Regions from separate parts of the Homo sapiens genome. Here region 2 is linked to region 1. Evidence: chromatin contacts called from ENCODE Hi-C or POLR2A ChIA-PET data. All regions are on one chromosome and are shown on one strand. Each heading gives the region's core, a stretch centred on a gene start or an enhancer-like site at or near the end of the contact. The rest is flanking DNA. Distances are from core to core; before and after follow the strand shown.

The links. Hi-C counts contacts between places; a loop is a spot of excess contacts on that map. ChIA-PET counts read pairs that join two places held with the same protein, here RNA polymerase II (POLR2A). Pooled maps may share reads with other maps.
Region 2: a pooled map shows a loop between it and region 1 (3-fold over the local background). The contact joins the promoter of GOLGA3 here to the enhancer-like site in region 1. A Hi-C loop is called at or near these places in 1 of 168 maps with a recorded cell type or tissue (B cell) and 7 of 50 pooled maps. POLR2A ChIA-PET finds 5 or more read pairs at or near these places in 1 of 52 experiments (CD8-positive, alpha-beta memory T cell).

Annotation. Positions count from the first base shown.
Region 1 is chr12:132,070,703-132,075,493 of GRCh38, reverse strand. The region is part of intron 51 of EP400 (E1A binding protein p400); the gene reads right to left. Among named protein-coding and RNA genes, the nearest start is that of SNORA49, 42 kb to the right of the region's middle. Within about 2 kb of position 3,518, at least 3 of the 41 ENCODE cell types and tissues checked have a DNase peak (open chromatin) inside an H3K27ac peak, as active enhancers do; they include B cell, where a contact is called at or near this core.
Region 2 is chr12:132,827,038-132,832,020 of GRCh38, reverse strand. GOLGA3 (golgin A3) reads left to right here and starts at 3,152. Exons shown (of 24, transcript NM_001389683.1): 1 at 3,152-3,218. RefSeq lists silencers at 2,635-2,844, 3,215-3,274, 3,775-3,874 and an enhancer at 2,925-3,064.

The DNA.
Region 1 (4,791 bases), core at 2,269-4,768:
GACTTACTTGGCACAGCACTGAAAATCCTGAGACGTCTTAAATAAAGCACTAGCAAGAAATCTTAAATGTACCAAGAAACCTGCAAAGAGTCAGGAACTGCCAGTCTCCAAACCTAAGCACAGGCGGGCATCACGAGTCACGGAGCAGAAAAGCTGCACAACCTCTGCCCGGGATCGCTGGCCACATGGAGACGCACCCCGTGATCTCCAGGGTCGCACAGGACACAGCTGACCAGACACCAGGTATAGGCCAGTTCTCGGTGGGGAGCTTGCAAAAGAGCCCCGTGCTACTGCCAGCTGCCATCCTGGAGGGAGACACTGTACCCACAAAGGTACCCAAAGGCTGCAAAGAAAGCATCCCCTTCCTCCAGTGGCATCTGTAAGAAAAGCACCTGCCCTAAGCCTCAGTGCCGGGGAGGAGAGAGGAGGAGACACAGATTCAGAGGCCAGGTGGGTAACACCTGAGAGCTGAGTGAAAGCCTGAGCCACACACCAAGCAGTGTTCCTGTGGCACCTGAAGGTGCCCGCGGAAGCAAAACTCCACCTTTGCCCCAGGCTGCGAGGGGTCCCCGCAGATGCAGCACATTTCAGACAGGGAAATCACCAGATCCAGAAAAACACCTCACTCACTCTGCGAGGCCTGGAAACAAGAGACTATAAACAAAGACCAGGCATTATTTGGGAACTTCTGAAAATAAAATAATAAATCATCAAGATAAAAATTCAACAGACAAGCTTTGAAGCAGATTTGACTTAACCAAGGGAAAAATGAGTGACTGAGGAGACAGAGCGAAAGACATGACTCAGAATATAGTACGACGAGACAAAGACACAGAAAATACAAAAGCTGCTGAGAGACCTGGAGGGCAGAGGAAGCAGGACAGGGGCAACACGTAAACAAACAGTGGCTGCTTATTTCCTAAAGACATGAGAGAGACTGCCCGAGATTCAAGAAGCTGGAGCATTGGAATGAAACTGCAAAACAACAAAGACAAAGACAACGTCTCGATAACAGGCAGACAGTGGGGGAGAGAGGTGACCCAGAACAACAAAGACAAAGACAACGTCTCAGTAACAGGCAGACGGTGGGGGAGAGAGGTGACCCAAAACAACAAAGACAAAGACAACGTCTCAATAACAGGCAGTCGGTGGGGAAGAGACAGGTGACCCTGGAAGAGAGAAACGCTGGACAGACACCGGCTCCTCTTCAACAACAAAAGCAGCCACAGTGAGGAAATGATACCGTGAATGCACTCAGAAAACAATGCCGACCGGGCGCGGTGGCTCATGCCTGTAATCCCAGCACTTTGGGAGGCCGAGGCAGGTGGATCACCTGAGGTCAGGTGTTCGAGACCAGTCTGGCCAACATGGTGAAACCCCACCTCTACTAAAAATATAAAAATTAGCTGGGCATGGTGGTGTGTGCCTGTAGTCCCAGCTACTCGGGAGGCTGAGGCGGGAGAATCTCTTGAATGTGGGAGACAGAAGTTGCAGTGAGCCAAGATCATGCCACTGCACTCCAGCATGGGAGAGTGAGCCTCCGTCTCAAAAAAAAAAAAAAAAAAAAAAAAAAACCCCAAAAAACAATGCCAATCCGGAATTCTGTACTAAGCAAAACTGTCTCTCAGGAACAAGAGTGACACACAGGCATTTTCAAGCACTAAAGGAAATTCCAAAGGATGGGTCAAGTGGAAGGAAAGTAATTCCACATAAAAAGTCAAAGATGAAAAAGGACAGAATTATGGCTGGGCATGGTGGCTCACGCCTATAATCCCAACACTTTGGGAGGCCAAGGCAGGTGCATCACGAGGTCAGGAGTTCGAGACTAGCCTGGCCAACATGGTGAAACCCATCTCTACTAAAAATACAAAAATTAGCTGGGCCTGGTGGCATGTGCCTGTAATCCCAGCTACTCAGGAGGCTGAGGCAGGAGACTCGCTTGAACACAGGAGGCGGAAGTTGCAGTGAGCCAAGATCGCGCCACTGCACTCCAGCCTAGGCGATGGAGCAAGACTGTGTCAAAAAAAAAAAAAAGGAAAAGGGACAGAATTAAAACGCACACTAACAGCAGCATTTGAGATGAATAAACTGAGCTACTGTGTGATAAGATCATTGCTGGAGAAGAGGGTGGAGGCCATCGTTAACTTCATACTCTGATACAGAAGTGTGCACATGGAGATTTTAGGGTAACCACTTAAAGAACAGAAAGAAAATATATAATTTTTCACTGGCAGAGGGGAGAATTGATAAAAAAAAAAAAAAAAAGAGAAGGTGGCCCAAAAGAAGGCAAGGAAGGGAGGAAAGAAAAAACAGAACAAGCAAGACAAACAGAGTCCAAACAAAAGAGAAGCCAGAAATTCAAATATACCCAACCTTATATACAGACAAGTGGACACGTGTTTCAGGTAAGAGTCAGAGATGGAAAGCCTGACCTCACAACAGCACCGGACCTGCCCGCGAGCTGCTCACAGGAGGTGACGAGGGACACACAGAGAATGGCTGAAAACAAGGAAGGAAAAACACAGACCAAAAACTTCCAACAGGAGGGTGGTGCTTTACTCATGTGAGGAGAATAGGCTTCAAGACCAGAGATATTACTGAAGACAGTAAGAGTCATTTCAAAATAACAAAATTCAAAACTTTAAACTTAAATGTGGCTAATGAAAAGCCTTCTAAGATATAAAGCAAAACCAGAGAGAAAGGTAAGAAGAAACAGATAAAGGCATACTCAGAATGGGACATCTAAACACGCCTTCTCAATAACTAGTAACACAAGTGATTGGCAGGACACACAGAAGACCGAAATGACACACACAGTAAACTTGACCCAGTTACAACAAAATCATCTCACAAGTGAACCCATCCTGAAGACTGCTCTGGAAGGACACAGACCATTTTTTAAAACTGACTGTATTCTGGACTAGATAGCAAGTTTCAACAAATTTCAAAGACTGAAATCATTGAGACCTCATTCTCTGACAATACAATGAAGATTTATTTTTAAGTCAATAATAAAAAGTAACTGGAAAACCTCACCTGGAAATTAAGAAACACTTCTAAAAAGAACCCAGGCAGTAAATAAGAAATCAAAATGGAAATTCAAAAACATTTAGGACTGAAGGAAAACCAAATAATAAAATTTGTGAAATAAGCTCAGGTGGTACTCCATCTTAACAAGTTAGAAAATGAATAGCAAAATAAAAGAAAGGAAAGGAAGTAAAAACCCTGGCAAAAGCCCGGCATCGTGGCACACACCTGCGGTCCCGGGCCCTCCGGAGGCTGAGGAGGGAGAACTGCTTGAGTTCAGGAGTTCGAGGCCACCCTGGGCAACACAAGCAGGAGCGCGTCTCAGAAACAGACCTGACAAGGCAGGCAGAGCGCACGAACGAGGCTGAGCTGCCCCGATGCCGTGAGGTCACACACACAAGAGCAGTAATTGAACTCATCCATGCACAATGACAACTACCACAGGACCCAGTGAGTCACCCCAGAACACAATGATTGAACATCACAAGATTCAATGACTATAACCCACTACAACAGTCCATCTGTCCACTGTACTAACAGCCCTCGGACACACCTGTACTCATGGGGCTTGCTTTATTGGAGGAGACAAAATCACCTGAACAAAGTACTTATAGTATTTGTTGAAGGTGATAATACAGAAACAGAGAGCAGAAAAGCTGAGCAGGAAGGGAGACTGTGAGCAGCGCTGGTAGGGGCACAGGTGCAGAGGAGCAAGTGCAGAGGGGTGCACAGGCCAGGAGCCGTGGGCAGCAGGGCTCTGCAGAAGACATCCACACCCCCACACCCCCGACCCACCCACACAACCACAAAGTATTCCTGGGGGACGGATGGCAAAAAGGAAGCAGGAGAGATGGCAACAACCAGGGAAGGGTGCGGAGGAGGAGCTGACAGTAGCAACAGGAAGCGGCTGCTCCAGGTCTCTTCTGGAAGTCAAGCACACACAGCTGCCTGCCAATGGGCTGGACCTGTATGGATGACTGTAGGGGTTTCTCAAGTAGGCTAAAGGTCTGCAGGGACAGCTGCCCTTCCTGAGCCGGAAGCCTCTGGTAGGAGCAGGTCAGGCGTACACACCTGAGGCCTGAGGGATCAGACATCTCCATGGATCTGTCAAAGGCAGGTAGGATGAAGAATCTGGAACTCAGGACAGTAAGTGGCTACAGACATGAATCTGGGTATCATTCGCACCGAGACAGGACTTAAAGCTTTGAGGCTAAAGGAGATGTGTAAGGGAGGGAGGGAGTTCATACACATGGGCTTTAAACAAGACAAAAAGCACCGTAACAAAGAGGAACAGAAACTTCAAGCAAAGTAGAAAAGAACAGAATTTTCTTACTCTGACAAAAACACAGCAAACACCCTACTTCACAGTGAAATACGGACTCTGACATTCACCACTGTGCTGCAGGTCCCAGCCAGCACAGTAAGGCAGGAGAAAGCAAGGGTTTAAGATGGGAGAAGTAGATCGTCATGATTTACAGGTGATACAACTGTATACGAAGGAAATGCAACAAAACAAAACCAAATCCTAAGATAAATTATTCAAATAACCAGAATCTAGCAAGGCGGCCAGAATAAAAAACTAATGTACAAAAATGTACAACAGCCAGAGACAGAAAATGGAAATTAAAAGCATACCATTTACAAAAGCATCAAAAAATACTGATTGCTTAAGAATAAAACTAACATAATCTATAACACTTTCACAAAATATTAGAAAACTTCATTAAAAGGCATTAAAAAAGACTTAAGTAACAAAAGATGCAT
Region 2 (4,983 bases), core at 1,903-4,402, 760 kb before region 1:
TGCTGAGTAGTGTCCATGGCATGGGTGGTCCACGGTTTGTTTCACCACGTCAGAGTGGCATGGGTGGTCCATGGTTTGTTTCACCACGTCAGAGTGGCGTGGGTGGTCCACAGTTTGTTTTGCCACGTCAGAGTGGCGTGGGTGGTCCACGGTTTGTTTCACCATGTCAGAGTGGCGTGGGGGGTCCATGGTTTGTTTCACCATGTCAGAGGACATTTTGGTTGTTTCCAGTTTGGGGTCAGTAATGTACAGGCTTTTGTGTAGACATAAGTTTATTTCTCTGAGTTCAATGTCTAGGAATGCAGTTGCTGGGTCATAAAATTGTTTACTTTTTGAAGAAACTGCCCAACTATATTCCAGAGTGGGTGCACTATTGCTGTTCCCATCAGCAATGTATAAGAGATTAGTTACTCCAGAATACATTATTCCCAGCATTTCATATTGCCACTGCTGTATATTATTTCAGCTGTTCTAATAGGTGTATACTAATATCCCAAGGCAGTCTTTTTTTTTTTTTTTTTTTGAGACAGAGTCTGACTGTGTCACCCAGGCTGGAGTGCAATGGTGTGATCCCAGCTCACTGCAGCCTCCACCTCCCAGGTTCAAGCGATTCTCCTGCCTCAGCCTCCCAAGTAGTTGGTATTACAGGTACCTGCCACCATGCCCAGCTAATTTTTGTATTTTTAGTAGAAGCAGGATTTCACCATGTTAGTCAGGCTGGTCTCGAACTCCTGACCTCAGGTGATCCACCTGCTTCGGCCTCTCAAAGTGCTGGAATTACAGGCTTGAGCCACCGCGCCTGACCTCAAGATAGTCTTAATGTGCATTTCTGTAATGGCTAGTGATGCTGAACCTGGTCACAAGCTTATTTGCCACTCATATATCCTTTTAGTGAAATGTGTTTTCATGTTTTTTGCTTGTCTTCTGTTTGTGTGTGTGTATGGTTTTTTTTTTTTTGAGATGGAGTCTCATTTTGTCACCCAGGTTGGAGTGCAGTGACACAATCTCAGCTCACTGCAACCTCCGCCTCCCAGATTCAAGCAATTCTTGTGCCTCAGCCACCCAAATAGCTGGCATTACAGGTGTGCGTCACCACGCCTGGCTAATTTTTGTATTTTTAGTAGAGACAGGGTTTCTCCATGTTGGCCAGGCTGGTCTCAAACTCCTGGCCTCAAGTGATTTGCCCCCTTAGCCTCCCAAAGTGCTGAGATTACAGGCATGAGCCATTGTGCCCAGAATAATTGTATTTTTTTTTACTGTCAAGTTTTGAGAGTTCTTTATATATTCTAGCTACTAGTCCTTCAACAAACGTGGTTTGAAAATATTTTCTCACAGTCTGTAACTCATCTTTTCATCCTCTTAATGTGGTCTTTCTCACAAGGTTGGTTTGTTTGTTTTGAGATGGAGTCTCGCTCTGTCGCCCAGGCTGGAGTGCAGTGGCACGATCTCAGCTCACTGCAACCTCTGCCTCCCAGGTTCAAGTGATCCCCCTGCCTCAGCCTCCCGAGTAGTTGGGACTACAGGCACACACCACCACGCCCAGCTAATTTTTTTGTATTTTTCATAGAGACAGGGTTCACCATGTTGGCCAGGATAGTCTTGATCTCTTGACCTTGTGATCCACCTGCCTCGGCCTCTCAAGGTGCTGGAATTACAGGCGTGAGACACTGTGCCCGGCTTTTTTTTTTTTTTTTGAGACGGAGTCTTGCTCTGTTGCCCAGGCTGGTGGCACGATCTCCGCTCACTGCAACCTCTCCGCCTCCTGGATTCAAGCGATTCTCCTCCAGCCTCCTGAGTAGCTGGGATTACAGGCACATGCCACCATGCCCGGCTAATTATTATATTTTTAGTAGAGATGGGTTTCACCATTTGGCCTGGCTGGTCTCAAACTCCTGACCTCAGGTAATCCGCCCACCTTGGCCTCCCAAAGTGTTGGGATTACAGGCGTGAGCCACCGCATCCGGTGAAAAGTTTCTAATTTTTTCATGAAGTTTACTCTATCAACTTCTTTTGTGAATTGTGTTTTTTTGGTCAGATCTAAGAACTCTTCCCCAAGCTCTAGATGTGAGAAATTCTGTTTTCTTCTAAAAGTTGTATATTTTACGCCTCAGTCTGATCATTTTGTGTTAGAATTTGCATTTGCAGATAACATGATGGCCCATGTAAAAAATACAAGGATTTTACAACAACAACCGCAAAACACCAAATGAACCCTCAAACTAATGAGTTCAGCGAGGTCTCAGGATAAGAAAATCAACATAGAATTCATCACATTTGTGTAGACCAACAGTGAACACGTGGAAAACGTCAAAAACGCAGTGTTACAGTTGTTTGATGTGAAATACTATAAACTTAAAAGGTGCAGAATCTGTATGCTGAAATTACAAAATGCTGGTGGAAGAAATCAAAAGACCGAAATAAATGGAGGGGCCACCAGGGACGCAGATGAAGGACCGAGTCAGCGATGCCCGTGCTCCCCAAACGATCTGCAGCAGTTCCCATCAAAATCCCAGAAAACTTCGTAGACTGAAGCGTATTCCAAAATCCGCAGAGATGAGCGCAACATCACAGAGGACCCCGAGGCGCCCTCCAGGCCATTTCCTTCCTGACAGCTGGAAGAGCGGCCTGGCGGATGAGGGAAGGTGGAAAGCCGTTCCCCAGCGGCCAGCGGCCCGCGCCGTCCAGCTTTGCCCTTTTTAAAGGGGAAGCAAATAGGGTCCAAAGCAGCGTCGCCTTTGATCTGGCACCTGAAGCGCGAAGGGCGCCGGCCGGGTGGAGGTGCGGGGTTGGGGCGGGGACCCGACTAGGGCGGGCGGGGAAGTCACGCCCACACCGAGCTCGGCCGCGCCCATGCCGAGCCCCGGCCACGCCACTTCCGCCGGAAGCTCGGTTCAGCTTCCTGAAAGAGTTGGTCCTGCAGTTCCGGAAGTTGCGTTTCTACTAGGGAAAGGTCCGCAAACTCTTAAGGTCACTTTCTGAAGGCGGCCTCATCACAGTCGGAGGTGAGCTCGATCCGGACCCTGTGGGCAGAGGGTCCCCGGCCCTAGGGTGGCCACTTGAAGAAGAGGAGGACGTTCTCTGTTCCGGAACGAAAGTAGCGCGTGCAGGCTGTTTCCGGGGACCCGAGGCCGATGCACCGCTCGCCCCGCCCCTCTCACGGCCACGTCTCCGCCGGAGCATCCGGGCCGGGCGGCCTCCGGGGCTGCCAGAGCAGCAGGGTGAGGGGCTCGGAGGCCGCGGCGCCTCGGGGCTCGGGCTCCCGCTCCCGCTCCCGCTCCCGCAGTGCATGGGCGGGGGAGGCTCGAGGGGCGGCGGCGGGGCCTGGGCGCGTCCCTGCAGCGTGGCGGGACGGCCCCGTTCCAGTCACCCCCGCCTCGCTGCGGTGGCCTCGGGCCTGGGCGCCCGCCTTCAGCTGCGGCGGAGCTGGCTCTGTAAATGCCGGTGCCCGCGAGCCCTCCTGAATGCTTGTCTGCGCCCGACGAGCGCGGCCTGTCCCGAAGCTGTCCACTGCCACCACTCGGGCAGTGCTTGCTTTAGCCTGGCCCTTTGCAGCTGAAAGGCGTGACATGGTGTCGGGTGGTTCGTGGGAAGTCGGGGTTTCAGGAGTCCGTGTACTTCCTTGTTTGTCTTTGTCGCTGGCCGACTTGTCTTCATTCCAGGTGGCCAGAGCGAGTGGGGCCGGGCGTTGTCACGGGTATGAACCCGACGAATGTCAGTCGTGTGGCGGGTCCTGGGTATTGTGGGTCTGGGTCACTGCCCCCGCGGAGCCCACCTAGGACAGGGACACCCAGGGTCGCCAGCGAGAGGGTACCGGGCGGTGGTTGGGTGGGGTCCGCTACTCTAAGTGGGAGCCTGGGGGGCGGGCGACTTCCGTGCTAAGGCCTCTATGACGAGAAGCAAGCCAGGCAAAATTGTGAGAAAAGCGCGCCTCAGGCAGAAAGTTTGAAGACCCTGAGGGCGGAGGATGTGGCCACAGTGTAATGGCAAAGGGGGAAAGCGATGGCGGTAAGGATGTTGGTGTAGGCAGGTGCTGGATTCTTAAGAGGTTGGAGTTTATTGTCACTGGGCCAGTGTAAGCCATTTACAGATGACTCATGGATTTTTTTTTTTTTTTTAAGAGACTGGGTGTGTTGCTGTATTGCCCAGGCTGGTGTGGAACTCCTGGCCTCAAGCGATCCTCCCACCCCAGCCTCCCAAAGTGCTGGTGTTACAGGTGTGAGCAGCCACACCCGTCGTCGTGGATTATTTTGAACTGTCTTTTAAACGACATCAACATAGCGCTTTATAACCCTTTAATATCTTTTCAGGCAGTATACCTTAAATGGCAAGAAGGAAATAAATCATCTGACATCACTCAGATTGAAGAGGAGCTTTTTTTCCCCCGATTGCCTTAAGAAGTAGCATACTTTCCCAAGTGAGAATGCCTTCAGTTGGCTTTTAGCGATTTTGACAAGCAACAACTAAAGGGAAAATCGTGATAATTACTGTCATTTTATTGAGGACACGGGACAGACTCTGTGCCTTGTTATATTTAATCCTGGCAAAATTTTGCGTTCATTTTCTCATTGTTTTACTGGTGAGGAAACAGGCTAAATGTGATTAAGAAATCTTTAGCCCAGGCTCTCACAGGTAAGTGGTGGAGGGTCGGGAGCTGAGGCCGGAGTCCTGACTTCCAAGCCTGCCCTTCACGTCTCTGCAGTGACATGAGGCTTGCTTGCTTTTGGTTTTCACTTTGTGTATAGATCTGTGTTTACTTTTGGATACTAGTGTGGCCTCCACCAGGTACTCTTTTCCTGAGGAAATCGTGTTTGGTTTTTGGCTGTGCTCTGTTGTTTCTAATACCCGATAGGAACAGGTGAAACGAGGTGGTGTAGATGGAGCCGTGAATGTTTGTATACAGAATTCAGGTGTGGGGGAAGCAGAAAGTCCTGTAGGTGCCTGAGGTGGTGGTTTCTCAGTATGAAGTCCCTTGATGTTACCCAG